2 separate regions of the Mus musculus genome follow, and region 1 is linked to region 2. A link is a loop called in an ENCODE intact Hi-C map of the cell type or tissue named here. Cell type or tissue: gastrocnemius. All regions are shown on one strand. Links, peaks and the distances in the headings refer to the core of each region. The heading gives the core; the rest is flanking DNA. Region 1 holds the start of Gm46040 (a long non-coding RNA gene). Region 2 overlaps Gm32507 (a long non-coding RNA gene).

Region 1 (15,876 bases), core at 6,641-9,140, 170 kb after region 2:
AAAAAACCAGGATACCATATTGTATATTCTGCTTAGAAATTAGTTTATTGTGGTATGTTGGGTAGGAGTGTGGCAGAGGCTCATGGTAGGGTGCTCTGTGGTATCTTCATGAAGGAAGTCAATGAGTTTCAGAGCTAGTCATTATGGTGATGGCTGAAGTAAGAGGTCAGGCTGAAAGGATTTTGAAATAGGACCAAAGCAATGTCACATGCAAATATATTCCCCCAAGTAGTGAGTGTAGTTCTGTTTAAGAAGCATTCCAAATTGTATCTGTTTTAAAACACAGTGACAAATTGATTTCCATTCCGGTGGATTGACTTCTGGGCTACCTGGGCATTCATTCATCTAGGAGCCGAGAGTCCAGCATGGATGAACCTGATTTGACCTTACCGCTCCTTAGGGAGAGAGACAGCCAACACAGGGATCAATGCATAAGAATAATTTGGTTCATGTTGTATAAATGGTCTTTGTAACTGTGAAGGACTGAGCTGGCAGTGACAGTGCCAGGGCTCAAGTGGAGGTACTCAGTACTGACAGAACGAAGCAGAAGGAGAAGCTGTAGGAAGGGCCGGTCTTTGCTCATTCCACACACCCAAGAGGGATGTCTCTGCTTGGAGAGCATGGCCTTCCTCTGGATACACACCCCATGAGATGTAGTCACTCTCTCTGTCCTGTCACTCAGATCTGTGGGAAGTCATCGTTGCTCTCTTTGATGTTGCAGAGTATACCAAGGATCTTAGGATGCTTTCAGGTTATTTTTCTCAGTCTCAGGGCTAATACCACCAAAGTGGGAGTAAATGGAAAATTTCTGTTAGATAACCGAGAGATGTCTGGGAGGTTATTGTATCATTGTAATTCCACTTTCGTATGAGGTACGACAGGCTGGCGATCTGGCTCAGTAGAGCATTTCCTAGCATGGGTGAGGTTTTCCATTTAATCCCACTTCTCCCTCCTCAACCAAACCAAACCAAACCAAACCAAACTGAAACAACAACAACAAAAAAACAAACCATTGTTCCATTGAGTCGTAATTCTAGGACAGTGGTTCTCAACCTGTGGGTCATGACCTCTTTGAGGGTCAAATATCAGCTCTCATGCTTATCAGATACTTACATTATGATTTATAACAGTAGCAAAGTTATAGTTATGAAGTAGCAACAAAATACTTTTATGGTTGGGGGTCAGCATAACATGAGGAACTGTATTAGAGGGTTGCAGTCTTAGGAAAGCTGAGAAAGTTAAGAACAAATTTTAGAAACATTCATCTATTTGTTGGATCTTTTAGTAAGTTTTGTCCATTTTCTTAAGATAGTGTCTCACAGTGTAGCTCTGGCTGGCCTGGAAATCAGAGATCTGCCAGTTACCTCTACCAGTTACCCATTGTTGGGATTAGAGGTATCTGAACCGTGCCTGGCCATAACTAGATATTTTTATCTGAGATTGCTTCTTAGGTATTGAAGGTGCCACACACTTGGGATCTTACCTCTCGGGACAGAAGGAGGACAAGCTTGAGGCTGCTATGGTGTAGAGAGATCCTGCATCAAACGATAAGGAAAGAAACCGCCCTTTTCACTTCTGGGTGCTTCCTTCCTTTTCCTGACACAGAAGAAGATAAGCCCCAGAGTTATGACAGCCCATGTGCCCTTTTATTGACATGGAAAATCACACTGAATACTGAAAACACGAGACAGGAAATTTTGTCTCAGAAATTAGCCTTTTCCAAAATACATGCCATTTCAGGATTCTGCCATGTTCAGAATTATGAATCCTAATAAATTTTTAAATTTCTTTCTCTACCATGGCTTAATCTTGCTTAAATGGACTTATCTAAGAGTGCTTATATAATTCAAATAAATAGAAGTAACCTTTAGATGCACCCCTGTTAGTTTATATGTTTAATATAATAGCTTGTTGATTCTTTGAGAACTTCATACAGTGTATCTTGACCATATTTCCTATATTGTGCCTAACTACCTCGTAGATCCATCCCCACTTCCTAGGCCCTCCCAACTTTGTATCCAGTTTTTTAATTCAGTAAACCATTGAGCTGCATTGGTCCACAACATTGTTTTAAGTTTCAAGGATTTTGTGCACGCATGTGTTCGAGTGTGCATGTGTGTGGACATGGCATGTGCACGTGCCTACATGAGTGTCCACAGAGGCCAGAAAAGTGTTGGGTCCCTGGAACCATAGTGGGCTACCCACTGAATTCCAGTCATCTAGAGAAGAGCAAGCATTTGTAGCCACTGAGCCTTCTCTCCAGTCCCTGATTTACAGTGAACCATGAGCACAGAATGTCTATGCTATCTGAAGTAGTTACCCCATTTTGGTTAATACTATTCACATGTCAGGCTTGTCTTATTTCCATGTCATATGTATGGCCTTAGGTGAGTTACATGGCTTCTCCAAGGCTCTGGATTAACTTCTACATAATCAGGATAATTAGGTGTTCTTGGCCGCCAGCTCTCTGCTTGTCCTGGTACTCCATTAAATACGGAAGCTACTCTGAGAATTGATTTTATTGAGTGGTTGTGTTTAGCACTGTGATGGAAAGGATAGCGTGGGATATTTAGAAGTCACCTAGAGATGGGATTGAAAGTCTTGGAGTTGTAAACTGTAGTCTATCTCCAGCTTCCCATGGCATGACCATATGACTTAGACATCATCTATAACCCCTCTTGAGTTTGAATTCTTTGTGAGGTAGATTGCAACCTAAGGTACATGGCCCCAGGGTCTCTGTGAACTGAGTGGCTCTGGTAATGGGGTGTGGTTCGTTTGATATCTTTTATTTTGTTTTGTTTTAACCAGCTGTTTAATCGATTCAAAGGTAGGTTTTGATGTGGCCATAGCTACTTTTACTGTTGATATCATGAGTGACTGGTGGTCACTAGATGTCATGTTGACAAGCTAGGATAATAATTTTTTTGTTTGTTTTGAGGCTGTGCATAATTAATTACATAATTATGAGTTCTTTCAGTTTGGTCATTGTAAAGTTACATCACAAAACCAAGTAAGGATTTACTAGCAAGATAAAAATAGTAATACATATTTTATACAGTTGACACACATGTTCAACATGTTTTTCAAGCCTATTAAAAACAATGAACTTATTGTTCAATCCATTAAAAAAAATCTAGTAGTCTATTCTCAAAAGAACCTTTCTACCTTTGCTTTTAAATACTTGTGTAGACTTACACATTTATTATTTTAATAAATTTTTAATCTTTTAATGGGCTAGCTCTGTACTTCTTAATGAATTACATTAAAACCAGTAAAGTAGATAAATGGGGCTGGAGAGAGGGCGCAGCAGTTGTGAAAGGTTTGTTGTGTGTTCATGCATATGGGAGGACAGATTCTAATACCCACGGAATCAAGCCAACATCTGTAACTCTGACCCGAAGGACGGTGGCAGAGAGAGGCGTGTAGAGACTTGATAGCTTCTAGACTAACCAAGAAAGTGAGAGTCTCAGATTTAGGAAGAGACCCTGACCCAAAGTAACAGGAGAATACCTGTACCCTCTTGAGGCCACTGTGCACATTGTCACGCGCGTGCGCACACACACACACACACACACACACACTCTTCTAAATTTTTTTAAAGCCTGCATTGCTTTCTTGGATATATATAGTTTATTTTGTGCAAGGTGTTCCACTGAGGGATGGTAACAGTTATTAGTTACTTAATCAGTGCCCTGTGATTCAGGTCCACCTCCAACTTCCACTTTTGCCCATAGTCACACTGAGGTGGGCCTCTGTTACAGAGGAGCCTGTGAACTTGGTAGCAAGTCAGGGGACTCAGTTGCTGAGTCAGAGGATATGTGCCCTGGCAGTTTTGGCTGAAATAAACAAACTGTTCTTCGAATCCATTTCCCAGGTCTGTACCCCCACTGGTGTGTAAGCAAGCTGGTTTCTTTCTTCTCAGCCGCTTTTTCCTCTCATCTGCTGTTATCAGTACTGTGGAACCTACAGAAAAACACCGTGTCATTGCTGGGGAAAAGCCGATTAGATGGGTGATCGTTACAGTTTATTTGTATAAATTCCAAAGAATGAATATTACACCGAAGACCACTTCCTAAACTACGTATGTTTGCTAAATTAAATAGCTGTGTTGTTAAGTGCCTTGGAAGGTATTTTACATTGCTTCAGAGCACAATTAGAGCAAGCATAGAAAATCTTTTCAATGTGAACGTGATCAACCAATTAAAGCCTTCCACGGAGAGTTATTCCCTTAATGCAGCGAAGTACACTCTGCACGCTATGCAAAAGGTTTGGCTGTAACCACCTCATTCATCTGTGTTCTTCACATGTTGGTTTTCTTCTGTTATCTTTAGATGTTCTTCCTGTGTGTCAGGGAGAATGGTAGTTAATAGCGTGGGGCTCAGTCACAATTAAATGCCTTCGACTTTAGTTTTGATAGTTGCTACTGCTCATGTATAGCATCTGTGTACACGTGCATGCACACACAGCCTCAATCAGTGTACATGTGCATGCACACACAGCCTCAATCTGTGTACACCTGCATATACACACAGCCTCAATCTGTGTACACGTGCATATACACACAGCCTCAATCAGTGTACACGTGCATATACACACAGCCTCAGTCAGTGTACACGTGCATATACACACAGCCTCAGTCAGTGTACACGTGCATATACACACAGCCTCAATCAGTGTACACGTGCATATACACACAGCCTCAGTCAGTGTACACGTGCATATACACACAGCCTCAATCAGTGTACACGTGCATATACACACAGCCTCAGTCAGTGTCCATGTGCATGCACACACAGCTTCAGCATCCTGGAGTGGGATCCTCCATGCTTCATGTCGGAAAGCGGGGTAGCTTGTGATCCCTGCCCCCCCAAAGAAACCTGTTCTTTTTCTCCACATTCGTCTTATTACCTAGACATGGAAAGTCACTAGAGATATCCTAAGTTGTTTTTGTCTTGGTCTGCAGTGTAAGGCATATTAGAGTAATACTGGTTTTTGTTTCCCCACACATTCTACACTGAGCTGCATCCCAGTCTTTCCAAAGCCCCTCAAGGAATTTAGAAGGTTGTTTTTCATGCTAATGGACTCTCGTCTAAAAATGTTTATTCTAGTAGTTGACTTGGGGGACAGGGGAGGTGGCCTTCATAAGAACAGCGGGAATTTCATGACTTTTTAAATAAATTTTTTTCTCCTTAGTTTGACTTTCAAATGTGGTGTTTAAAATGGCAACAGCATCCTAATTCATTTGCAGAGAAAATTGTTTGCACTTTTCACCTATTTGAAATGTCCAGAAATGATGGTGGTTGTACTATAACCTTTATATTTAACTTGTGATTAATATTAAATTGCTTGGAGTTACTTAAACACAAATACACATTTAAACATTATCAGGCAGTTACCTGTTAAGTATTACTTCTTAGCATACATATTACATTCTAGAGAAATTGTCTGCTTGGAGCTTGAGACTTAGGCTGACTTTGAGATTGTTTGATGCGTATCCACTCGCCTCTTCTGTCTCCCAGGCAAAGTAGGTTGTTCCATTAGTCAAGCCGTAGAACTTTGAGCCTTCTATGAAATGTAGTTTCCTTGTGTTATGTATCTGGGCCCATCCCTTTGCCAGTCCTGGAAGTCAGTGACGCCGTACACTAAGGAAACAAAGCTGTTGTTGTTGTTGTTGTTTTGTTGTTGTTGTTGTTGTCGAACCATAGCACCCCCTAGCATTGTAATAATCTGTGTTTTAAAAATTACAAGAGGGCTGGAGAGATGGCTGACCATGTAAAGGTGGACGAGAGAAGTGACCAACATACAACGGCTGTGGCACACACGATCCTAACACATATCACACACTACCAAGTAAAAACTTAAAAAATTCAAGCGAAGGTTTTATGTTACACAACAAACCATTAAGAGAATCCAGTGTGATGTCCGTACGTGACCAGGGAGACCTGTGAGAGATTCTGTGGAAACGATGGAGAGTGGGAAGACTCATCACCATTTTTGCAATAATTAATTTCATTTGTTTGTGTGGAATATGTGGCTGTAGATTCGAGCTGTCGTCTGTGGCTGGACCTACCGCGCGTGCGCGTGCATAGAGGTGACAAAGGGAAGGGCAGCAGCCCACCGATGCCTAAGTGTTTCACTTGTGTGTTGCAGGTCCTCCTCCCAGCAGCTGGCCTGCTACAGTTACAGGATGTGAAGAAGACATGCTGTGAATTTTTAGAATCCCAGCTTCACCCTGTCAACTGCTTAGGAATCCGGGCTTTTGCTGATATGCATGCATGCACAGACCTCCTGAATAAGGCCAACACGTATGCAGGCAAGTGTAACAGATCGTGGTGGGCTTTGAGACTGTGGGGAGTCAAGCCCCTGAGATCTCTGTGGCTCCATGGTGGACTGTGGAACGTCACGTCGGTCTTCTGGGTCTGGGTGTTTTACAATTATGTTTAAGATTTCAGGATGATAGAACTGCAAAACTGAAACGTAGTCTTAAAATTCTGAATTGAATCGCAGCTATAGGGGTGTGGTAGAATGCTTGCTTGCTTAGTAGGTGTGGAAGCTAGGCTTTGATTCTCTAGTATCACATAAACCCCCACACTTGAGGGGCTGGGGAGGGAGGATCACACGTTTAAGGCCATCTTGTATGTACAGTTCAAGGCCAGCTTGGCATACTTGAGACCTAGTCTCAAAAAATAAAATAACGTACAAGTTATTGGGGCTGAATGATAAAATAGTTTCTTTATATAAATATTGGATCCCTAAGTATTCTTTGCAATGCATAGGTGTTTGAGAGAATGTACGCATGTATAATTATTTTGCCTTTTTGATGTTTTATACCTTTTCCACTGTATCCATGGAAACAATTTTATGGCCTAAAAATCTTCAAAGTAATGAGATCTTGATGTGTGGGGATAGACTGGAAAGGTGGGACCCAATTATGGGCTCTCTGTTTGCAGATGTGGGTGCCGTGACTGCCTTTACTATCAGCAGAGGGATACCCGTGACTGCTGTGCGGTCTGCTCACACCAACCACCTGCATCTAGAGGACAGAGCTAAGGGTCACAGAGGGAGCTTGTGTTCTTTGAGTTTATACACATTTGGAAATGCATGTTAAAGTGATCATCAGGAAGCGCCATAGCGTTTTAGACCAGGTTTCTGGAAACACGGTACCTACAGAAACAGAAACGGTAATTCACTCTGCTCCATAGGAGGTGCCCCCACAGCTTCCGCACACTCGTCCCTCTTTGTTTGAGACTGAGTCTGCCCTCAAACCGCAGCCATTCTCCTGCTCCAGCTTCCAGAGTGCTGGGCTTACAAGTGTTTGGCACCACTTCTAGGTGGCAAGTGCCTTTCATTGATTTTATGTTTTGATGTGTGGTGTCTTGCCTGCACATACATCTATGTACCGCACGTGTGCAGTGTGCAGGGCCAGTGAAGGCCGGCAGAAGACATCAGATGCCCCGGAACTGGAGTCACAGTGGGTTGTGAGCTGCAGCGTGTGTGCCAGGAATCGAATCTGAGTCCTGGAAGAACAGCAAGTGCTTCTTACCCACTGATGATCCACCTCTCCAGCCCCGCCCCTCCCCTCGTTCTCCCAGTACTGGGAATTGAACCCAAGACCTTGTGCTATTCACACAAGGTGACTCCCTAAGCCACACCCCGTTATTTTCACTTGTCCTTAGGCAGTCTCACCGAGTTGGATAGGGATGTCTGTGCTCATGTAGTTCCAAGCTGGGGTGTCCTGCGTAGGATGCTTCTGCTTAAATGGCACAGCAGCTGAGGTTGCAGGCATAACCTTTGCGCATGTGCTTGGTCACCTCTGCTTTACTGGCATCCCTCAGTTTAGTGCAGCCCAGACCCGACCTTGAGCTTCTGATCCCCACCCCTGAGCGCTAGGATTTCAGCTGAGAGCCGCCATACCCTGCTCTACCACTACTTTCCAAAGTAGGGCTGATAGAGTCAAGCCATGTGGGGACACCTGCTGGCCTAACTGCCCATTATAAAACCAGAGTTCCAGGAAGCTGATTCGGGGATGAGCTTTTAAAACTCACGCATAAGTAAATAGAGGATGATCCCTCACAGACCGATGGCCAGAAAACCTTTTCCCAAATGCGCTGCTTTGAATTCACCAATGTGTTCCTCGCACCAGCACTGTTGTTCTCCAGCCAAATAGAAAATACGCCTTAGAAATGCACTCTCCATTAGCTAGATGTGGTGTGTATGTTTTAAGTGATTTACATTAGGACTGCTGGGGTAGGGTTTATTGTTTTTTTTTTTAAATGTGTATAAAGCGATTATTATTTACCATGTCTCCCCTGAGTTGCTTCTTGTTGACACTGCACTTGATAAATGTTGGTTCTTAATGTGGAGGAGGGGAGCGTAGGGGGAGTAAAGCAAAATGAATGTAAGAGATGAAAAATAGAGTGGAGACAGGGCCTGCGCTGCATCAGAGCAGCCGTGCCTGCTCCAAGGGGGAAGACCAGCACACCGCTTAGCTGTGCTCTCAGGAGGCTTGGGGATTCTAGTACGTTTTTCTCTTATTGAAAGTCGTAGATTTCTTTTGTCATACTACAGAATCTGAAAAAAATATTCTCTCAGACCTGAAACATCTATGTCTTTACTCTGTAGAGTCCTTCACAATTGGATAGATTTTTTTTATTTTTTATTTTTTAATAGAAAAAAAATGACATTTTCTGTAAAAGCACCCAGAAGCATGGATTCTTCATTTTTACCATGCTATGTTTTAATTCAGAGTCTCATCTCAAATATTATGTGGCTTTTATGTTTGCTTCTGAAGTTTATATTTGCTTGAGTATTTTAGGCTTATAGGTAACATGTTTTAAAACATCTTTTACTATGAAAAGATAAAAATTAAAAAAAAATAGAACAGTGCTTATAATCCAGTCAGAAATGCTCTCAATTTGTAGAGAATCTTTCAGCTGTAATCTTTTCTCCTCAAACACACCCCTGCTTTTTAAAGATTTATTTATTTTATGTATATGAGCACACCATTGCACTCTTCAGACACCCCAGAAGAGGGCATCAGATTCCATTACAGATGGTTGTGAGCCACCACGTGGTTGCTGGGAATTGAACTCAGGACCTCTGGAAGAGCAGTCAGTGCTCTTAACTGCTGAGCCATCTCTCCAGCCCACCCTTTCCTCCCCTTTTATGCAAACTCTATAAAGAGGTATACACATAGAAAAGTCAGGTTGTTTTGAAATAGTTATCATAGTTTATCCTTAACTACATAGGGAGTGCAAAGCCAGCCTTAACTCCATAAAAGATCCTGTCTCAAATAACAAGGAAAAGAATGGTGAGATGGCTCAGTGGGTAAGGGCACTTACCACCATGGCTGATGGAATCTAAGCCCCAAGTGATAGAAATAGAGAACTGACTTCCCCAAGCTGTCCTCTGGTGTCCATGTGTGTTCTCAGTACCCCATACAATCAATCAATCAATCAATCAATCAATCAAATATTTTTAAAAGAGGTCATGGTAAAATCAAATAATTGATATAACTGATAAGGATTAATCATAATACTAAAATGTTTAAGTGAAGAATTTACCATGATCTTCGCCTACGGACTTACTAGGCTTGTGCTGGCTAGAGGCAGTCTTTTCATGTGTTTTAGGTGATATGTATATTTTAAACATTTTCCAACGCAACTAGATCTTTGTCTTAAAACTGCCTTTGAAAGCAAGCCATAGATACATAGAAGCTGGAAATGCAGCTTCTCGGCTTAAATGCATTTTAATAATTTTAGTGAAAAAGATATTTTGGAAATTGGATTTTAATTATAAAATGAAATATGGACTTTTTAAAGCCTTCGATGCCGGTAGTTGAATTTCATGATTTCACGCAAAAACAAGGGGGAGAAAGTTTTGGAGTCCTCATCCCATCTGTACCCCACCTGACTCACCAGTCTGCAGATGAGCGAGGTACTTGGCTCCCCTTGTAACTGAACTGAAATGGAAAGCATCACTGCATGATTGGGGCTGCAGCTGTCGCCGTTCCCGGGTTGGTGAACCCTCTGCCTTGCAGTGTTGTCTGGGAGTGCTCCTCAGCCCCCGAGCCAGGGCTCACCCTGGAGACTGGAGAGACACAAGAGGAAATTATGTCTTCTTTAGTAAGGGCAAGCTCTTCCACATGCATACACTAAAGAAGATTGCATATGCATGTTGTGTATAGTGCAGTATATATATCTAAAATGTATTATATACTAATGGTGTAATCTATATAGTTGGAAAGTATTCACTATGGCCATTACCTTATTGGCTCAGAGAGAAGAAAAAAAAGCAACTTCATTATTAGATGCCCATAGGCTTGATTCAGTGGCCAGTGGTAAACTACTCCTGGCAGAGTAACTGCTGATGTCACAGTAAAGCTGTATTGTGACTGGATAACATGTGAGTGAAAGGCTCTGAAGTGATGGGTAATAGCTTATGTTGGTAACAGAGTTACGAATGAGGGCCAAAAAACCAGAGCAACAATGACAAAAAACCCAGAGCTTTACGAAAACATAGTACTTTAAGAAGTAATGTATTAAGAGAGGCCCCTTGGTCTTGCAAACTTTATATGCCTCAGTACAGGGGAACACCAGGGCCAAGAAATGGGAGTGGGTGGGTAGGGGGTTGGGGGGAGGGTTTGGGGACTTTTGGGATAGCACTGGAAATGTAAATGAAGAAAATACCTAATTAAAAAAAAAAGAAAAAAAGAAGTAATGTATTATTTTTTAAAAGTATATGTAGGTACATGTCTGCACGTGGGTGTGTACACATAGTTGCAGGTGCCTCCGGAGGCCAGGAGCGCAGAGGTTTTGGATCCCCAGGAGCTGAGATTATAGACAGTTGGGAACCACCTGAAAGGGGTGCTGGAAACCAAACCTGGGTCCCCTGGAAGGGCAGCAAGTGTTCTTAACCATTGAGCTATCTCTTCAGCTCTAAAACAAGCAAGGTTTGAATGAAGCAAGGTTGTGCGTATGAGCAGAAGAGCTCAAACCCTGAAACGACCTTTGGGTTTCTGTCCTGAGTTTGTGGGGGCTGCTTGAGTGTGCACGGTTCTTGTTATTATGCAGTGGCTGCCAGTTTTCCCTCTTCCCTAGAGAGAAATGTGAAGAATGTCTTCCCTTTGTGACAGACACTGACCTTATGGTAGTCACATTAATCCAGTCGCGTTTGGCCCTTGATAGTGTGTTCAGTAAGAGTCAGTAATTTACTGATGCGTTCAATAGGTACAGCATTCTGTTCTGCCCATCTGATCAGAGCCATCGTTTTAGATCAGTTCTTCATCGCTGTGACAAGACCCTGGGGAAGCTTTAAAGGAAGGCTTCGTTTGGGCTCAGATTCAGAGGGTTCAAGCCCACTGTCACCAGGCACATATGTGGTGGGGTAGGACATGGGGGCAGAAGGGCCTGGGAGAGGAAAGCTGCTGTCTTTATTTTAGACAGAGAGTCGCAGTGCAAGGGCCTCGGGACAAGATGACACCCTTTGGGGGCTGGAGAGACGTCTCAGTGTTGAGTACTGTCCTTCCAGAGAACCCAGATTTAATTTCCAGAATGCCCATGGTGCTTTACACCCGTCGTTACCTCTCTCTTCTGTCTTTCCTGGGCACCAGGAATACATGTGCACAGACATACATGTAGGCAAAACAGTCAACCCCTCCCCGTGACCTCCTTCCTCCAGCCAAACCCTGCCTCCCAAGGGTACTTTGCACTAATACAGATAATCCACTTATGACATTAGCGCTGCTATGGTCTATTCTCCTCTCAACAGCATCCTCAGAAGCAGAAGCTTTATCACAGGAGCTTTCAAGAACAAGTTTAGATAGAAACCGTAACAATTGTATCATCCAAGTTTCATGTTCCAAGAAAGGCTGGTAATTGAGGCCGAACATAGCAATGAAGACCTCCGACGTATTATTGGACAAGGAGATCCCCAAAATTGGGAGTCCTTAGACCAAGGAAAGAACATTTGGGAAAATGGAGTGCTCTCTGTGAACTTTTGACAAGGGTCATAAGAGTTGCATTAATCTCGTTCTGTTGCACACGCAGACAGAAGTAGTCTTGCTGTTATGAGAGTCAGAAATATAGAATACCAAGAATTAATGGTTGAGGGCGGAGAAGTCACTCAGCAGTTAAGAATGCTTGCTGTGCCCTTCCAAAGGACCAGAGTTCGATTCCTAGCACCCCTGTGGCTCAGCTCACAACTGCTTGTGGGTCTAGCTCCAGGTATCTCACTGCCTCTTCCGACCCCTGAAGGCATCAGCACACACTTGAGTATATTCGCAAAATATGTTTGGCTGAGTATGGTAGCGCACACTTTTAATCCCATTGTTTTGAAAGAAGAGGCAGGTAGATTTCTGTGAGTTTGAGGCCAGCCTGGTCTACAATGAGAATTCTTTAGGCAAGCCAGGGCTAGTTTTTATATCATTGAAGAGGAGGGAGCCTCGATTGAGAAAATGCCTCCATAAGATCAGGCTGTAGGTAAGCCTGTAGGGCATTTTCTTAGTAACTGATTGGAGAAACCCAGCCCATTGTAGGTTGTACCATTTTTAGGCTCGTGGTCCTGGGTTTTATTAGAAAGCTGTCTGATCAAGCCATGTTGAACAAACCAATAAGCAACACCCCTCCATGGCCTCTGAATTAGCTCCTGCCTCCAGGTTTTTTGCTGTTTGAGTTCCTGACCTGACTGCCTTAGATGAACTATGAAATAGAACTATAAACAAACTGCACTCTTTTCTCTCCAAAGTTGCATTTGGTCATGGTGCTTAACCACAGCAATAGTAATCCTAACTAAGACACCGTGTGTGAGTGTGTGTGTGTGTGTGTGTGTGTGTGTGTGTGTGTGTGTTGGGGGGGGGGGGCGAGGGGCTAATTTGAAGGAACTTTGAGTAGTAAGCATTCCTGTCTTACCTTTTGTTTACAGCCTAACAGTGACTTATTATGAAAAACTTGGAGATTTCATATGTGTTAATGCAACTTGTTTCTGATGGCTTTTTAAAAAATTCCTTGTACTAGTCAATATTATATTGCTGAGCACTGCTGAGGAAAAAAATATCAAGAATCAATAAGATTTGTAAATTCAAGCTAGGAGTTGGAGAGAAGGTGGGATGGGAGAGACGTGCAGGGTCACTCATATATCTGCAGGATGAGGAAGTTCTAGGATGTGTTTTACGTCAATGTGAGCTTGTGATATTACTGATCAGTACCTTAGAAGATAGTTAAAGTGGGACATTAATCACAATTAATTGTGTGGGGAAGTGACCTACCTGCTAAAGCCCTTGCTGGGCAAACGTGACAACTTGAGTGGAGCCCTGGGACACATGTAAATTCTGTAGACAGAACTGACTCCATAAAGTTGTGTACTCAGTGGCACACACACACACACACACACACAGTGATAATAATTTCTTTTAAAAGAGAAAGAAAAGAATAGTCAACTAATTTAGACTTGGCATCAGTGGAACCATCAAGAAATGAACACAGGATATTGAACAGCTGTCTGTGGTTTGATTTCCATTTCTCTGCTGATGAGTTACACTATTGTCTTTTCATAATGTTCTTGGGCATTTGTGTATGGTCTTTGGAGACATGTCTATTAACCCTTTTTCTTTAATGGTGTTATATGATGTTTAGGTTGTTGTTCTAGATACAAACTCATTGCATATGTGATTTGCACATACTATTTCCGGTTACTTACAAGATTTTATTAGTTACTTTTATATCATGCATATTATCATATACATTTTTCTCTTCTGTATATATGACATGTGTAACATTGTATAGCTAGCATGTTATATATACTGAGCTATGCCTTGTATTCTCTTATTTAGTTGTATTTCCTAAGGCTGTTTTTATATTGTGAGCTACCCTGTTAGCATGTATAGAATATTCCATTGCATGGCTCCAATGCTTACTGGTGAACTTTTAAATAATTGAAATCAGTGTTCCTCATATGTTCAAGTCTCCAGATTTGAGCCCAGTGCTGCCATCTTCTGCATACACTGCCAGTGTGGCAGTGAATAACTTGGAGTATGTCATTTCCCAAGTGGTCAAGTATGTGGGAGATTTGAGAGCTGCTCTCTGTACTCTCTAACCTGTAGTGTGATACACACACACACACACACACACATATACTCACACACATGAACTCTTATCATATACACTCACACACTCAAATACACATACAATCATGTTAACATACTTGAACATACTCACATATACTCACAACATACACACTTACACACAGGCTCACAGTGGAGGTTTGTAAGCCACTTTGGGCTCCATGGTTTTGTGGATTGAAGCTGGAGAGGTTCAGTCATATCATTTTCATTTTATTCGTAGTAGTTGTGATATGAGACCGCTTCGAGTCTTGAGCTAAGCACCAGACAAATCATTTGGATCAAGAACACGTAAAGTAACAGACGGCCAGTTACTTTCCTGCCTTGCTATCGTTTCTATCAGATGTGTTTTTAGATTGTGGCATTGAGAAATTGCTATTATTAGATACATTGGGGGTGTGTGTGTGTGTGTGTGTGTGTGTGTGTGTGCCAGTTACCTTCCTGCCTTGCTATCGTTTCTATCAGATGTGTTTTTAGATTGTGGCATTGAGAAATTGCTATCATTAGATACATTGGGTGTGTGTGTGTGTGTGTGTGTGTGTGTGTGTGTGTGAATGAATATGAAGTAGCTTGGCCTATGGTGAGAGTCTCACATAAACTTTAAGTATGGTTTCATTTCAGGCAGAGCCGAGAAGGCCAAGCAGCTCCCTGAGCGATGTTTTGGGTATTGCATGCTTCCACAACAGCTCGCACAGCTCCTTTTGCCCTTACACGTTTGATAGCCCTTGTTTTTCTTTAACAAATAAGAAATCAAACTTCTGTCCCTAGAAACGGTAAGACTGGCTTTACTTAAAGTGTTTTATTTGGTGTTTCTCTGTTGTGTGATATCTGTAGGTGTGGGTGTGGTTGTGCCAGGGTATGCGTGGGAGGGCAGGATGACGCTGGAATACTTCCTCCCCTGCACTTTTATGTGGGTTCTGGAAATTAGAAGCAGGCCTTCAGATTGGTGTAAAAAACACCTTTGCCCACAGAGCAACCCTCTGGCCCCTACCTCTAAATTTTATTTATTTGTGTGTGTACGTGTGTAAGTGTATGTGCCCATATATATGGGAGTGGGTGTGGTGCACATGAACATGCGTACAAACGGAAGACTTTGTGCCCTCCTCTCTTGCTTTCCACTTGTACCTTTGAAGAGTCTGTCCCAGAACTCGGAGCTTATATTTTCTTGACTGGACTGGAAGCCAGCTAACCCCAGACCTAGGGTTAGAAATTCAAAGTCTGCTTGGCTTGTTATGTGGGCCATTGGACCGTAAGTTTTGCTCTCAGGATCGTACGGCATGTTCTCCTAACTGATAAGTCACCTCTCTAGCCTCTTGCTTCACTTTCAGAGAGATTATGCATAGGTACTTTCACACAAATCATCTTTTTTCTGACCAAGATGTGTCCTACCTGTCCGCAGGCTGCATGCACCCAGACCCAGCTCAAACATCGTAAACTTACTTAAAACATTATGAGATTGTGTGTGCAGGTATGAATTGTTAAGAATTTTACTCCTGTGTGAACTTTGTAGATGGCAACATTGCATAGCAATGTCAAGAGGTTATACACTCCTGCAGGCATCCTGGGGCCCACACGTGCATTGGGTAACGTGGCTCACAGGCCCACGTGACTGTCTGTGGACTCAACTGTGGTTGTGTGACTGTATATGCAATATGCAACAATTCCTGATAATGGATCTTATCCACTGTGGGACACTGCTCTGTTTTTCTCAGGATTCTAACTCATAATAACAGAAGTAGGTTTGTTTTGTTTTATTGTTA
Region 2 (15,876 bases), core at 8,438-10,937:
TCAAATGCAACTATTAAACTGTCTGGTGTCCTACAGTACTTTGAAAGGAGACTATTAAGAATGTCTGGTGGAGGGAGGTATAGCTCATTGGTCAAGTGCTAACCTAGTATATGAGGGCTCGGGGCCTGTCCCCAGCACCACCTATTTCTCCCAAAAGTGACTTAGACATGCTTTCAACTTAAACAGAAATATTCTAAGTACCAGGAGAAACATAACCCAGTGGAACTATCAGGGAGACATCGGTGTGTAGGAACCAGTTCCCCCCAAGCCATCCAGCTGCCAATCACTAAAGCAGTGAACAGTTGTCAAGCCCTGGGTAGTACTCTTAAAATCCCAGGTGTGTTTAAAGGTGCTGTTTCTGCAGTTAGTTCTCTGCTGCACACAGATGAGGTACATCTCAGGCTCAGACTTACTGGACACTGTTATGTACGGGATCAGTGCCAACTGCCTAGAATCTCAGCAGCCGGGAAACAGGATATAGAACCAGTGCTTACTGAAGCCCGGCCTGGACTATATAGTGAGTTCCAGGCTAGCATGGAAAAGGTATTGAGATCCTTTCTCAAAAATAATAAAGTAGGCAGGAGCTATGGCTCGACAGTTAAGACCACTTTTTGCTTTTTTTAGAGGACTTCAGTTTGGTTCCCAGCACCGACAGGGTGGTTTGCAACTCCAGATCCTGAGTTCCCAGGGATCGGATACTTCTTCAGGCATGTACATGGTACACATACACGCATGCATTCCAAAGATTCATATAGCTAAAGTAAATCTAACACACACACACACACACACACACACACACACACACACAATTTATGTTTTTAAAAGACTAATCAATGAGAGGGATGGTAACAGCTCAATGACAGAGCTCTTGCCTAGCATGTATGAAGCCCTGGGTTCAAACTAGACTTAAATATGGGACTCTAGAGTGTCACTCGGATCTGGGTGCTACTGCTCAATTTTGAGATTCAAGCATCTGCTAATCCACTCCAGTAGTGACTCACATGACAGGCCTGGAAAGCCTGGAAGCAGCCCCAAGGCAAAGAGTTTCATGGAAACTTAGCCTCCTGGAACCTTGGCATTCCCATAGCTAAAATGCCCCCAGATTTGTCCCTGCTATATTGTGGAGGGTCTTGCATGCTTTCTTACAGTATTTTACTGGATAAGAGTTAGAAATCTCAGAGCAAGCTTAGCAATCTTCATTACAGTCAGGTATAGCTGACTACATTGCATATTAGAAAAAAGTTGGTGAATTCTTCTGACAAATGGAGATTTCCTACAGATACTTAAAGAACAGTCAAGTTACTCTCATATGCAAGAATTTACCAAGGCCTAGGAAATAGGTGGGTTGTGATATTGCATTATTCATAATAAGGTCTGCTAGAGCAGAACTCCCTGGTGCAAGCTTTCACAAGGTTCAAAGGAATAGCACAAATTGTGACTAGGGTGTGAAATCCTTACCTGGCCCCTGCCATTAGCTGACTCTAGGCAGGGCTGTCTTATCTTTACTGTAAACATTGCCTAGTTCCTGCCAGTCCTTTGAAGGCATTCCTCTGTTTTGTGTCAGATACTTTAATGTACCTTGCCTGCTGTGATACCCTACTCATTTGTTTTCTGTATTATGTAAAACTGATGCTAACTTTGACAAAATTACATTCAGATACCACACTCCCTTGTGTTCGTATTTGTTTGTCATCCATGCCAACTCCTTGCCTGCCATTGACTGGGCCTAATAGATCCCCCTCAATCTATGGGAATCAGGGGTTAAGGCAGATGGGCATAGAGTCAGCGGGAATTGACAGACAGACACAGACACAAGAGAGTGTGCTGGATCTGAACGTAATGTCCAAACAAACACCAGACTTTTTTATACAGAAGAAAAACAAAAAACCAGGTGAACACATCCGCCAAGTTACAGTGACACAAAACAAAAGGAATACATTCATCAAAAGATGGTGGGAGCCAGGTCCCCTTTACCACTTAAAATGGAGCCAGGTGAATGCTCTGATGCAGTGCTAGCCTAGTGAGGAAACCTGTACCAGGGGAATTCCCTTCCACTAGCTCTTTTATGGACAACCCACCAATTAGCTGGGCCCTTGTGTATTCCCGTGTTTGGGTATGAATCGGCTATTGTCCTAAGTAATTACTAGCTCGGACTAACCCTCAGCTTTCCTACGTGTGTTCTTTGTAATGCCTGATTATTTTCACTGACTCTACTAGAAGTGAATTTGAATGTTACTGAATAGGTAACATTCTTACTGAATTCCAAGCTCAGGGTCGGCTTCAAGGATTTTCTAGGAATCATTCGAACACTGGTGGAGGCTTAGCTACATGTCAAAAAATCAATCCTTAAAGGCACTTATAATAAAACAATACTGAAAGAGAGCACATGGACTCATACACCAGACTAACGTGGGGACAGGGTTTGAGTATACGGGCTATGGGAATGCCAAGTTTCCAGGAGGCAAAGTTTCCTTGAAACTCTTCGCCTCGTGACTGCTTTCAGGCCCTTAGGCCTACCAAGCAGACTGCACTGGAGTGGACATAGCACTTGCCTACCTGTCTGAAACCCTAATTTTCCACGGATTGAGAGAGACTGACTGGGGCCAGTCCGTGGCAAGCACCTAATGCTGCTACTGTGCCCTTTGTACTCAATTGCTTAGAAGTTCCCACTTCGTTTGCCACAGTCTATGGTATAATTCTGGTTAATTTGCTTGTGTTTTGAGGGGAGGTATTGCTAACTTCAAGTCAACTTGCGGTGAGCCTCTTGCCTTTATTTCTGGGTCCTGGGATAATAAGCATCGCCACCAGGCTGGCTTACAATTCTGACTGTTTCTGTTCTCAACACCCTCCACCTTGAGCATTCTCTGCCCAGACAGGGCAAATCCCATCAGGGCACCTTCCTGGACACCCAAGATCTGGAACATGCCACTTCTGTTTCCATAGCACTGTGTGTGTCTCCCTCTCATACTAGGCAATAATGGCCCTTCCCCATTTCCTGTTTCTCCCTTTTGACCAAGGCCCATTTAATCTATCTTTCCTGGTAGACTACGTTAGATTCACTAATTCCTTGTCTGTCACAGGGACTCACTCAGCAGAGACTGATGCATGAGTCTATATATGGTCCATATATATCTTTGCAGGTTTGCACAACTCACTTAGCAGCATCAAACTCGCATCACAAGAAACTAGGAAGCAGGGAGGAGGGATCAACTCTGACCAGAGGTAGTAGGAACTGTGGGTATTGGGATGGCAGGGCCCAAGTTAAACCGAGACAAAAGTCAAGTCCTACTGCTTACTGGCTGTGGGTAAGTTACTCTACTTCTCTATTTCTGTTTCCTCTTTATTTTAAGATTTATTTTTTATTTTATGTGTATGTATTGTATGTAAACCCCATGCATGGAGGTGCTCAATGAGGCCAGAAGAGGGCAGCAGAACCCTAGAGAAAGCTGTGATGCCGGGGATGTGGGTGCTGGGACCTGAATCTGAGTCCTCTGCAAAACCAACAAGCAATGTCTCCAGCTTCAATTTCCTCCTCTGAAAAAACACACTAGTAAAAATCAGACAACTGTGACCAACCTTGGGTAGGAAAATTAAATGAATTACTACACAAAACCCTGCTTAGTACAGCACTTAGTTGACTGAGCAATCAATATGTGTGCCATTATTTTCTTCTCTTTTAATTCTTTTGGTTTTTCGAGACAATATTTTTCTGTGTGGTCCTAGCTGTCCTGAAACTCACTCTGTAGACCAGGTTGGCCTCAAACTCAGAGATCTGCCTGCCTCTGCCTTCAGGAGACACCTGGCTTGAGCCATTATTATATTATTATTAATAATTTTTTTTAGATAACCCTGCTGATCTAGAACTCACTAGGAAGACCAGACTTGCTTTGAACTCACACAGACCCACACCTTTCTGCCTCCCAAGGGCTGGGATTAAATAAGGAGGCCACTAAGTCTGACCTCTATATCAACACTCCCACCCCTGCTTTTGGAGCTAGAGTCTCAAAATGTGGGCCAGACTAGTCTTGAGCACACGATCTTCCCACCTTCTTCTCCTAGGGGCTGGGATATGTTTGTTTATTCTACTAATTGGTTATTTTGTGCCCCTGGGAGCTGAGCCTTAGAGCAGTGCTCTGTCACTGAGATACACACCAGAGGCTATGAACTCTGTTACTCTCCTGGTCGTTACATGATCACTGATCTCTACCATCCTTCCCACTCTGTCTGAACCCAGGTTCTCCCCATTTTCTTGGTCTTCTGCTAGAACCTTTCAGTATCCTGACCTCAGGAGTCTTCCGATGCTCTGAAGAAGTCTACAATACCCCTCAGGTTAACCCTCACAAAACCTGTGAGTACTTCCCCATTACCCTCAGGGCAGAACCCAAATGCTTCACCAGGCTCGCTGCACCCTGGAACTGCTCTCAGGAAACTCCTTCCATCTCTACACCATGCCTACTTGTCTCCCCACCTACAATGCCTATCACAGCAAACGCCACCGTCTCCTTCACTCATTTCTCCACTAGTAAAAGGGCAAGTTTCAGCTCTACAAAGTTCAGCTAGAAGTTTCATTCTCTCTTTGCTATTTCTATGTTCTTCCTTCCTTCCTTCCTTCCTTCCTTCCTTCCTTCCTTCCTCTCTCTCTCTCTCTTTCTTTCTTTTTCCCCAAGACAAGGTGTCTCTGTCACCCTGGCTACTGTAGAACTCACTAAGTAGACCAGGCTAGTCTCCAACTCAGAGATCCACTTGCCTCTAGTTCCTGAGTGCCGAGATTAAAGAGTGAGCCACCACTGCCTGGCTTGAATCATTTTCAATCAATTCATCAATCAACTTTTCTATCTTCTTACAAGTCTCCCCCCACCCCACACCTAGGACCTCATGTGTGTTACACAACTGCTCTAACACTGAACTACATCCCCAGAACCTCAAATCATTCCTTCACTTCCTCTATTTTGGTCTGTAACTCCCTAAGGCCAAGGGTGACCTTGAATTTAAGATTCCCTCCCCTTACTTCCTCAGTGCTGGGACCACAGGTGTGTGCTACCATGCCTGGTTTATGTGGTGCTAAAGACTGAGCTCAGGGTTGTGTGGATGCTAAACGAGCAAGAACTCTACCACGTTCGCCCAACCCATTGCCATGACTTATGATCGAGTGAGTTACTACCAAAGAACTCAGCTATTGTTTTGACCTCAATACTGTCTCTTCATTTTCTTCCCCCAGTAACTGCTTCCTTTGGGGACTTGATGTCTATGCTGTATTAAGCCTTACTGGGACCCAGGTATAGTGGCATGTGCTGTTTATAATCCCAGCATGTAGGAGGCTTCAGGAGGAGGATTACTGTAAGCCAGGGGCTAGCCTGAGTTACCTAGTATGAGCCTGTAAAAAAAAAAACAAAAAAACAAAAAACAAAAATCCATGTGGGAATATCTTTAAATATTTCCCCTCTCCCTCTCTTGGTCTGATGGTAGTCATACAACAAAAGGCCGTTTGTAGACGACAGATCTCAGGTAAGGAAACAGCAGCATATTCAAGTTGGGGTACATTCTGTGAAGGTGTGTCTCTGTGTTTCCAATTGCTAATTCTGGACCAGCAGAGAGCTAAATGCTGGCAGAATCCTGGTCTTGCCATTTCTACAGCCCATTACTGGGTTTCTATTTTGTAAATATTCATTCTCCCCATCTGATCTAGAATCGTATCTGATTGGCTGTAATAAGGAGAGGAGAGACAAGAGCTAGGCAGGAAGTGGAGGGTGGCTTTTCCAGGAGAGAAAGGGATTCTGGGAGAAGAAATCAGAGGTGAGGGATTCAGCCAGCAGACAAGGGGGTAAACAGGACCAGAGCTGAGCAGAGAGGTAGAGGTGGCCATATGGCATGACATAGTGCCAGGATTAGTCTGGTTAGGGCAGCTACAAGACTGCCCTCCATGAGAGGCCTAAGTATTAAGTTTCCAAGTAGTAGTTGCTTTCCCATTTTCTCAGTTGAAAAATAACTAGATTAGTCCTGCTGTTAGAAACATATTTCATCAAGAAAATGTAACTAGCTACATCATCCTAGCATTAAAATGGGTTGAGTCAGGGAAGATAGGCAAATCTGAGGCCAGGTTAGGCTATATAATGAGTACCAGGCCAGCTAGGGCTACATAGCAAGTCTTAAATAAACAAATAAATAAATAAATGACTGCAGGACCCAAACACACAAGAATCTAAGCCCTTACAGTTCTGGAACCTTGCTATTATTAATTATTATTATTATTATCATTATTATTATTATTATTTTGATGTACTTTTATACTAAGACCATGATAATGTTTTTATTAGTTATTAGCTCAGGTCACTGTGCTAAGATAATGTCAGCCTTGCATTTCTCAAGGGCAGGAATTGTATTATGCCACTGGACAAAACAGTTTGTTCTGGAAACAAACGCATGTTTCCTCCCAAAGTGTTTCCCCCGCCCCACACCCAATTTCAAATAAATCAGTGTCTTAATGAGCTTGCAAACTCAAGATTTTTGCAACTGTATTATTCTATAATGGCTACATCATGAACTGGGCAACCGAATACTTTTTTTTTTTAAAGCAACCAAGCACTGTTCCTATCATGCCTACATTCAAAACAGCACATGATAACTGTTATGCGCCAATCTGCGTTTCCGGGAGATGAGAGCTACAAGTCCGCCCGAGGGATGCTGGAGGTTAGAGTCACTCCAAGTTCCGGGTGCTCTCCGACCAACGCAGGAGGGCCCACAGAAGCCGGGTCACCCGGGCTTGCAAGCCCGCCTGTCAGTCTCTCCCAGGAAGGACAGATCAAGCCAGCTCGCATCACGTGAAGCTCCCATTTCCGGAACCAAAGACGCGCACTGCACGTGAGCCGCCGAGTGAAGGGTCCCGCACGCCCACCCTGCCGTGTCCCTCCGATCGTTCAGGAAGACGTTCCCGGGGTCCGCGGTCCCCGCCCGTCGCGTCACCCCGCACCCTGCGTCCCCGATGGTCGAGCCGCTGCGGCTCTGGTTAGCTCCTAGCCCGCAGTCTCCGCCCCCTGAGCCCAGCACAGGAAGCCGAATGGCGGGGACAGGGCTCGGCGCCTCACTCACGTCCTCCAGCCGGCCGGCCGCCGCCATGACCCGCCGTCGCGGGCCGATGCCCCGCCAGCCTGACCTCTCCACCAGCGCCCGGGCGCCGACGGCCCGGGACAGTCGCACCTACTAGGACCTGCGCGCCCCGCCTCGGACACACCCACTCTGCGCTCGCCCCGCCCCGGCCGCCGAAGGCCACGCCCCTCCACCTAGATCAGCCGATCAGCAGCCAGGGGCGTGGCCCCCCCTGCAGACTCCAGCTTTGAGCTGCAGTGTAGCCCAGGCGGTTGTTTTGGGGTTTCCCCTAAACTGTTGCTTCATCCATTTATCAGAGATTTGGAAATTAAAGGATGAATTTCTCGAGCAACCATTTAAACCAAGTAAACTACTTCTCTTTAGAATATTAACTTATTTCTGTTGGCGCAATTTTTGTTTGCAACAATATAGATAGCTCTGTTTGGAAAAAGACGCAGTAAAAATCGCAATTCCACCTGTAGAGGGACTTAATTAGAATAGATTCCAATTTCTATAACACGATTTACAGATGTCTCCACAGGAAATTTCTGTAGTTTTTTTTTTTTTTTAAGGTATTCTGTTTCTGTTTTCCCCTTCCCCATCTCTTCTTTTTCTGTCCTTTGATTATTTTTGGTTTCAGTTTTGTTTTTATGAGACAGGGTTTCTCTACATAGCGCTACGTGTTCCGGAACTCACTATGTAGACCAGACTGAACCCTCGGAGATTCGCCTGTCTTTGTTGCCTAGTGGAATGCTCGGATGAGCCGCCACACTTGACCCAAGATTAAGTCAGTTCTTCCACTATGTGAATCCTGGACTTGACAGCAAAAGCCATTCATTGCCCAGTCCTCATTTTTGTAAAAATTAAAACAAAGTCTCAAGTAGCTCACACTGACCTAGAAATTGATGTGCACTGAAACGGGCCTTCAGTTCCTGATCCACTTGCCTTCACACAGTGAAATCTGGCATCGCTAGTGTGCATCATCGCAACGGATGAGTTGTTTTGTTTTATATACAAAGTATTTTTAAAATGCTTTTATTTTATGCATTTCAGTGTTTTATTTGCATGTGTGGCTATGCACTGTGTGTGTGCCTATTGCCCAGGGAGGCCAGATGAGACACTGGAGTTAGACAGTGGTTCTGGGAATCAAACCCAGGTTTTTTTTGGAAGAGTGGTTAGTGCATTTAAGCACTGAGCCATCTCTGCAGGCCAAGTTTTAAACACACACACACACACACACACACACACACACACACACACACAGAATCCAACTGGGGAAGTGGGTGTGGTGGCACACACCTGTAGTCCCAGGTCTTAGAGGAGACAAGAGAATCGTGATATCAAAGCCAGGCTTTGCTTTATAGTGCGTTAGAGGCAAGCCTGGGTTACACGAGATATCTCATGAAGAATGAAGAGAGATTTGAGGAAGAGTCCTCAAGGTCTGTGGTTGAAGAGGAATTGGAAGGCAAAGATGTCATCAACGCCGAGCAGACTGGGCCCCAAGGACAGTGACTAGACTTGTCCATTGGAAAGAATGCCTGTCCTCGTGTCCTGGAACAGCTAGCTGAATCATGTTGGCTCCTTCCTCTCTACAACCAGCTTCTCCACAGACCCTGGGAAGGAACAGCCCTGAAATCCTCAAAGGACATTTCCTTATGTACTGCACACTTTTAACTGGCCTTTACTCTTTTAAATGAGCATTTACTGGCGTCTGTTAATTATATGTAATAACAGGTTTCATTATGGCATTCTCATACGTGTGTGTATAAGGTATTTTAGTTATATACAGCGCCCGTTGCCTTCTCTTGCCCCCTCCCACTCATTCCCTTTCTTTTCCCAGCTAGTCCCCTTTCTGATTGCAAGGCAGCAATGTGAAATGTGTGTGTGCATGCTTGAGCATGTGCCTGTTTGTGTGTGATGTAATGAGTGTAAGATTACATACTTACAGGATCATGTGTCACTTAACAATCCCTCCCTCTCTCTCACTCTCCTCTCCCTCTCCCCCCTCCCCCTCTTTCCCTCTCCCTCTCCCTCCCTCTCCCCCTCCCCTCTTTCCCTCTCCCTCTCCCTCTACCCCTCCCCCTCCCCCTCCCCCCTCTCCCTCCTTGATTAATTCTTTATTAAGAATATAGAAAGTCAGGCCATTGAGTGGCTTAGCAGGTAAAGGTGCTTACTCTGAAAGCCTGACCTGATGACTTTCGTTCAATCCCCTAAACCCATGAAAAGTAGCAGGAAAGTGTTAGAGAGATGACTCCGCAGTTAAGAACACTGGCTGAGTTCAATTCCTATCGACCACAAGGTGTCTCAAAACCATCTATAATGGGATCTGATGCCCTCTTCTGGAGTGTCTGAAGACAGCAACAGTCTACTCACATGCATAAAATAAATAAGTAAATCTTTTTTTTTTTTTAAGTAGCAGGAAAGAACCAACTCCACAGTGTTTTCCCCGACCTCCATTTATTACACCACACCACGGATACCCCACCCCACAGAGGAATAATAAACAAAACAAAAAATCTAAACATACTTTAAAAATAAGTAAAGTTGGATTCAGATCTAGTTTAGCTGTGTTGGACTTTTTTTTTTTCTTTTGTGTTTTGAGGCAGAGTCTTATGTAGCCTAGGCTGGCCTCCAATTCCTTCTGTGGCTACAGATGACCTTGAACTTGTGATCCTGTCCTGCATGACAGGTAAGAAACACAGGATGCTGAAGAATGGGTTAGCAAGCAGCCAGAGAAGTAAAATGAGAGCCGTGGTAAGGAACAGAACAAACAGGGCCTGTGTGTGCAGGTCGCTGAGAGGACGTGAAATAGGCCAGGAAGGCTGAGGACATCAGATTGGCAACCACCCTCTGATTGTCTGTGTATTTCCTGTCTGTCCTTCTGTCCGTCCTTCCTTCCTTCTTGCCACCTTTCCCTTTCCCTGTCTTGTCATCTCTTCTTAGGTTTTTCTTCTTTTTCAGCACAGACTGGCACGGAGCTCCGGCTGGCCTTGAACTTGTTGTGTAGTTGACAGGATGACCTTGAATTCCTGATATTTTTTGTTTCTGTTGCCCAAACACTGGGATTACAGCTCATCACATAATTCACTCTTACTTATATTCACTATTGTTACTGTGTGTGTGCACACTCACAGGCATGTGAATGTGTGCCTGTGTGCATGCTACACCGTGCATGGAGGGCACGGCTATTCCTCTTCTCCCACCGTGGGTTCCAGGGTTCAGACTCAGGTCATCAGCTGGCATGGCTCGAGCTTTGACTGGCTTGGCTATTGTGCCAGCCATGTCTTACAGTTTTAAGAACACCTTTTATTCTGAGCACATTTTCCTGTCTGTCTGCAGTCCATCCAAGGCTAACCAGTGCTGAGCAGAGAGCCTTAGAATAACCAAGCTCAACTTAAATTCGACTTCCAGCACTTTCCTTGTCTGTAAAGTGGACAGACGGACATTTATAAAGGCAGAGTAAGTGGTAGAAGCTTGCCTCACGAGCTGGAGGAAGAGTAGCTTCAATCTCCAACACTGAAAAAGAAATATCTTCCTTTGCATGAGACTGCTATGTTTGAGGACCTCATGAAATTCTGGCTTCCTTCCTGTCCCGTCCCCTCCCCTCCCCATCTCTCCACTGCTCTATATTATAAATTGCTGGGGTGGAGGGGCCAGGTGCACACAGTGCTCTTTGTGGGCCTCCAGCACTGCACTAAGTGCAATTAAGTATCTAATAAATGCCTTTTGATTAATTTCAGCATCATCCTAAGCAAGTGAAAATCACTCTGCCCAATCTCCCTGATTAGATGTTTCCCCTGGAAGAAGTTCAGATGGCATCGATGCTAAATTCAGCACCGGTGAATTTTAGCAAATGGCCTTATGAGGCTTCGGTTCATCTCTCCTCAGAGATGGGATGATCACCCTCACACCTGCCTCCCAGCCCCACCTCTATGCTTTTGGACATATTTATCTCTACACCTGGAATATGAGACCCTGCCTTTTGATCAGTGTATCATATACTTTTCTTGTTTTGGAGACAGAGTATCAGGAAGACTTAAGGAAGGAAGGTTTATTTTGCCTCATAGCTCATCTACATAGTCCATCCCGACAGGATCCTCACACAGCGGGAGCTCCAGGCAATCGCTCATCTCAAGAGGCAGGAAGCATGGGTGGGGGTGGAGGGTGAGGCTGGTGCTCACAGGGGATGTGGGGTGCAGCTGGTGCTCAGTTCCCAGGGGGTGGAGGATGTAGCTGGCGCTCAGCTCTTAGGGGAGGGATCTGGTGCTCAACTCTCAGACGATGAGAGTGCTCACCTTTAGAGGTGGTGCTGGGGGCTCAGTTCCAGGATCCCAGCCCATGGAATGGTGCTGCCCATATTTAGGGTGAGGGGAGTCTTCCTATTTCATCCTAATCTAAAAGTGCCCTCTACACCTCCCCAGAGGTTTGTTTCCATGGTGATCGTAAAGCCCATCAAATTGACACTCAAGACTAATCACCACAATCCTAGAGTTATGTAACCTAGAGCCAAAGGGGCTGAGAAGCTGAGGGCTCATGGGTGAGACTGCTGAGCGCCTGTGGCTTATCACTGCCCCCGCCCCACAGCAGACGGGCAGCAGATCGCTCAGGAGTAACCCTCATTTCTCTTTGTTCACCTGCCATTGCTCTTCTGCAAGAATCCAGTCTCTGCCGGGTGTTTGCTGATTCTGCAGATTTCCTGAAGGGCTGGGGAGGGGGGGGGGGAGTGCAGGGTCCTCACCTGTTTCCGCTGTGCCGCCACTGCCCTGCTTCTCTCCTCCGGATTTCTCTAATTGGCGAAAACCCCAAAGGAACATTTCTCCTTGTTTCCTGCATCCGTGTATAGCTCACATTTTGTTGTCTGCGCAGTTTCTCGACGCTGTAGCCCCTTCCCCAAATAGTTTATCAAAATATATTTGTTGTTTTACTTTTGTTGACACAGGGTCTCATGTAGGCCAGGTTGGACTCCAACTAAGTATGTGGCCAAGGATAGCATTGGCCTTCTGATCCTCCTGCCTCCACCTCACCAGTAAGTACTGGGACTGTAGGTGTGTGTCACCAACCCCCTCAGGCCCGCCCCACAAGTATTTCTTCCCTACAAAAGAAGAACTCTTTTCTTATCATATATTAATTGTATATAATAACGCTGCATTATGACATTTTTATGCACTAATGTACTGTGCTCTACCATACCCTCCCGTTAGCTCCCCCCCAACTTCTTATGTTCCCTTACTGTCCCCTCAACTTTTACTTTCATGGATGTGTGTGTGTGTGTGTGTGTACATGCCTGTGTGTATACGTTTCTGTTCTCTTTCCTCTTGTATTTAAAAAAAAAAAACATTATTTTTTATTTATTATGGTGGACGGGAGGGGTGAGGTGGAAGGGTCACGAGAGTATTACAGTGCACACGTGGAGATGAGAGGACAACCTCTAGAGTCCGTTATTTCCCTCCACTATTTGGGTTGCCAGATGGAACTCAGGCCATCTGCTCGGGACTAACTCCCAGGCTCTGTGAAGATACAATTTCTCCACCTCTTTACATCGCTCTCTACTGAGCGCTGCATCCCTACACCACACCAGTAGCTGCTTCCTAGATTCAAGCAATGGAGTCAGGGCAGGTCGTGATTTACACTGTGTGTTTTGGGGCACTGTGAATGATGTGGGAGATTAGAGGAGGTGACTGGCAACGTCGTAGACTTTAGTGGTGCAGTTCCTATGATCACCACTGAGTGGCGCTGTTCCCATGTTAGTCCGACAAAGATAACGCTGCTGTAGGCTATCAAATTTTCAGTTTCTGGCTAAGCCCTTACAATGATGGTCCTGATTCCTTTTAGTGGTATAGTTGAGAGGCTTTAAAAGTGACTTCTAAGAAAGCAAAGTGAGCTAGACTTTGAAAAGAACTTAGTGCCGCACTTGGTGATAGGACACTAATAGAGCCAAACGTCTAAAGACAGAATTCAATTAATTTTTCATCTTTTTGCTGGCGTGGAACTCACTATGCAGAGCAAGCTGGCCTCAAATTCGGATGATCCTTCTGCCAAGTGCTGGAATTGCAGCCTCACTACCATGCCCAAAGTTGTAATTTTAAAATGTAAGAGTTCCATGTGACAGAGTAATATATACTTAGAAACTGAGGCAGCTAGCGGCCAGTCGGGGTAATACAGTGAGATGGGCATCACGCTCCTTACATAAGGAGGAGACCCCTACTACCGGTGCCAATATCACCATGTTTAGGTCACCAAGGCCAGACTTTTGAGCCCCGCATTAGCAGTCACTGTAAGTCTTACAGTGAGGGGACAGACACAAGAAGCCAGGGTGAACAACCAAAATTAAGGAATATTTCAAACCTGTGGCTTTGAAAAACTACAGTGTAGATGACTTTGCTTTCCCTTTAATAAGACCAGGAAAAGAGAATTGATATTCATGGCATACATGCTAATATCAAGCGTTGATACAGTAATGGATATTACACTCAGCGAACAATGAAGGTTACTCCTGGGGGCTTCCTATGCAGAGAGATCTGCTCCCTGTCTGTGGCCAGAGCTCCAGCAAAATGTAAGCTCACGTGAGAACAACGTCCTAGGCTTTCCACCGCCTACGTGAAGGTGTGGTTTGACTGAGAATGCCCCATAGGCTCATATGTTTGATATCTAGACCAGCAGTTGGTGGAACTGTTAGGGAAGGATGGGGGTGTGGCCTTGTTGGAGGGGGTGTGTCACTGGGGCTGGCTTTGAGGTTTCGGAAGACTAGCACCATTCCCAGTGTGCTCTCTCTGTGCTTCCTGTTTGTGGATCTGGATGTGAGCTCTCAGGTTTCTCTCTCTCTCTCTCTCTCTCTCTCTCTCTCTCTCTCTCTCTCTCTCTCTGTGTGTGTGTGTGTGTGTGTGTGCGTGTGTGTAGGTCAGAGTACAACTTCCGCTACTATCATCAGAAACACTGTCCACCTCCCTTGACACAAGATCTGCCATTGCTTATGTATGCGAGTGGTTTTCTTCTCCAGGCACACTGTGTCCACAGAGACACCAGAAGAGATGCTTGAATCCCCGGGAACTGGAAACATGGCTGTTTGTGTACAACTATATAGATGTTGAGAACTAAACCCCAGCCTTCTGGAAAGCACGCTTAACCACTGATCTATCTCTCCAGCTATCTCTACTTTGCTTGTTTGAGACGGAAGCTCACTCTCCCAAGCTGGAAAAAAAACCTTTTTGTATGATGCACGCTTGCCTCTAACTTGTGTGGCTCCTCCGTCTGCAGCCTCCTAAGTGTTGGAATTACAGGTGTATACCATCAAACCAGGCAAAACAGAGCGAGCGAGCGAGCGAGCGAGAGAGAGAGAGAGAGAGAGAGAGAGAGAGAGAAATTCTCCCTACAGAGCCCTGGCTGTCCTGGAACTCACTGTACACACTGACCTTGAACCCACGGAGAGTTGCCTGCTGCCGCCTGAGCTCTGGGACTTTGGGCAAGCACCACTACACCCAGACACTTGCCATTTTATTGTATGCAGTGTACTTTGAACACAGGAAAGTGGGTGTTTCTGATGGAAGAAAAAGTTTTCATCTGAAATTTACTTTTTAAGACTTTTTAAATTTATGTGTATGTATACATGTGTATACATGCCTATGCCTTGTGTGTGCACAGGTGCCCACAGGGCAAAAGAGAGCATTTAGATGCCCTGGATCTGGAGTTATAGGCAGCTGTAAATTGCTCACTATGGACTGGGAGCTAAACTTGGCCCCTATGGAAGAGAAGAGGACATTCTCTTAGGCTCAGCAGAGCCTTCTTCTCAGCCCTTTCTGAAATTATTTTAAAATTGCAAGATTGAGACAACAGAATAAGGTTGCTACGTTGCCGAAGAGATGATTTTGCACATGCATTCTTTTTAAATTGTCTTCAATATTGCCTTTATAAAGAAATCTTAGATGACATTTTTATTAGATTTATTCATTTTATGTGTGAGTTGTTTGCCTGCACATGTGTGTGTGTTTGTGTGTGTGTGTATGTATATATATGTATATGCATGCACCATGTGTGTGCTTGGTACTCATGGATGTCAGAAAGGGCATTAGCTACCCTGGAGCTGGAGTCATCAGTAGTTGAATCACCCTGTGGGTACTGGGAATCAAACCCAGATCCTCTGAAAGTGCAGCAAGTACCCTGAACCTCTGACCAACTCCCAGCTCTACATAATTGACAATTTTAAGGCATGAATGGAAAGCAACAGAAAACAGGTTCACTTAAGGCTTTAAGTATTAGCCTCCCCCACCCCCATCTTTCTTCTCTTTTCTTTTTCTTTTTTTTTCTTTCTTTCTTTCCTTTTTTTTTTTCAGAAAAAAACAAAACAAAACAAAACAAAACAGGGTTTCTCTGTGTAGCCCTGGCTGTCCTGGCATTCACTCTGTAGACCAGACTGGCTTCGAACTCAGATATCTGCCTGCCTCTGCCTCCCAAGTGCTGGGATTAAAGGCGTGTGTCACCACTGCCTGGCCCATGGCAATCTTTCAACTGGATATACTCAAATAATTGCAAATTTTAGGGAGTTGCACAGTCTGCTCTAGGGGAAGAGATGCAGTGATTTTATATGTGAGCATCCCTACATAATAAACATGGAGGTATAGTATTGACGAACAGCCTCAAGCCTTCTTCAATCTGCTATAAGGCTAAGAAGGGAACCGGAGGCCTGGCTCAGCAGTTAAGAGCACTGGCTACTCTTACAGAGGACTTGGGTTTCATCCCCAGTGCCCACATAGCAGCTCACAAGCATCTGTAACTCCAATCCTAGGGATTCCAAACGTT

The links. A loop is a pair of places that touch in the nucleus more often than their neighbours do. Peaks named below come from ENCODE experiments on the same cell type or tissue, not always from the same donor. Only the 100,000 strongest peaks of a DNase experiment are listed, where the experiment ranks them.
Region 1: a loop joins it to region 2, with 5 times the contacts of the local background. A loop is called at or near these places in 19 of 42 quality-filtered maps.

The regions. Positions count from the first base shown.
Region 1 is chr8:64,770,135-64,786,010 of GRCm38, reverse strand. It overlaps Klhl2 (kelch-like 2, Mayven), which reads left to right. Exons shown (of 15, transcript NM_178633.3): 5 at 6,151-6,313. It overlaps Gm46040 (a long non-coding RNA gene), which reads right to left and starts at 10,512. Exons shown (of 4, transcript XR_003947556.1): 1 at 10,266-10,512; 2 at 9,918-10,089; 3 at 1,484-1,596. In gastrocnemius, for the core only: a CTCF peak has its summit at 7,983 (motif pointing left); no DNase peak of the experiment used is centred there.
Region 2 is chr8:64,938,544-64,954,419 of GRCm38, reverse strand. It overlaps Gm32507 (a long non-coding RNA gene), which reads right to left. Exons shown (of 4, transcript XR_379050.2): 3 at 11,822-11,968; 4 at 9,685-10,599. Tmem192 (transmembrane protein 192) reads right to left here and starts at 7,235. Exons shown (of 6, transcript NM_028427.3): 1 at 7,087-7,235. The coding sequence starts at 7,113. In gastrocnemius, for the core only: a CTCF peak has its summit at 9,409 (motif pointing left); no DNase peak of the experiment used is centred there.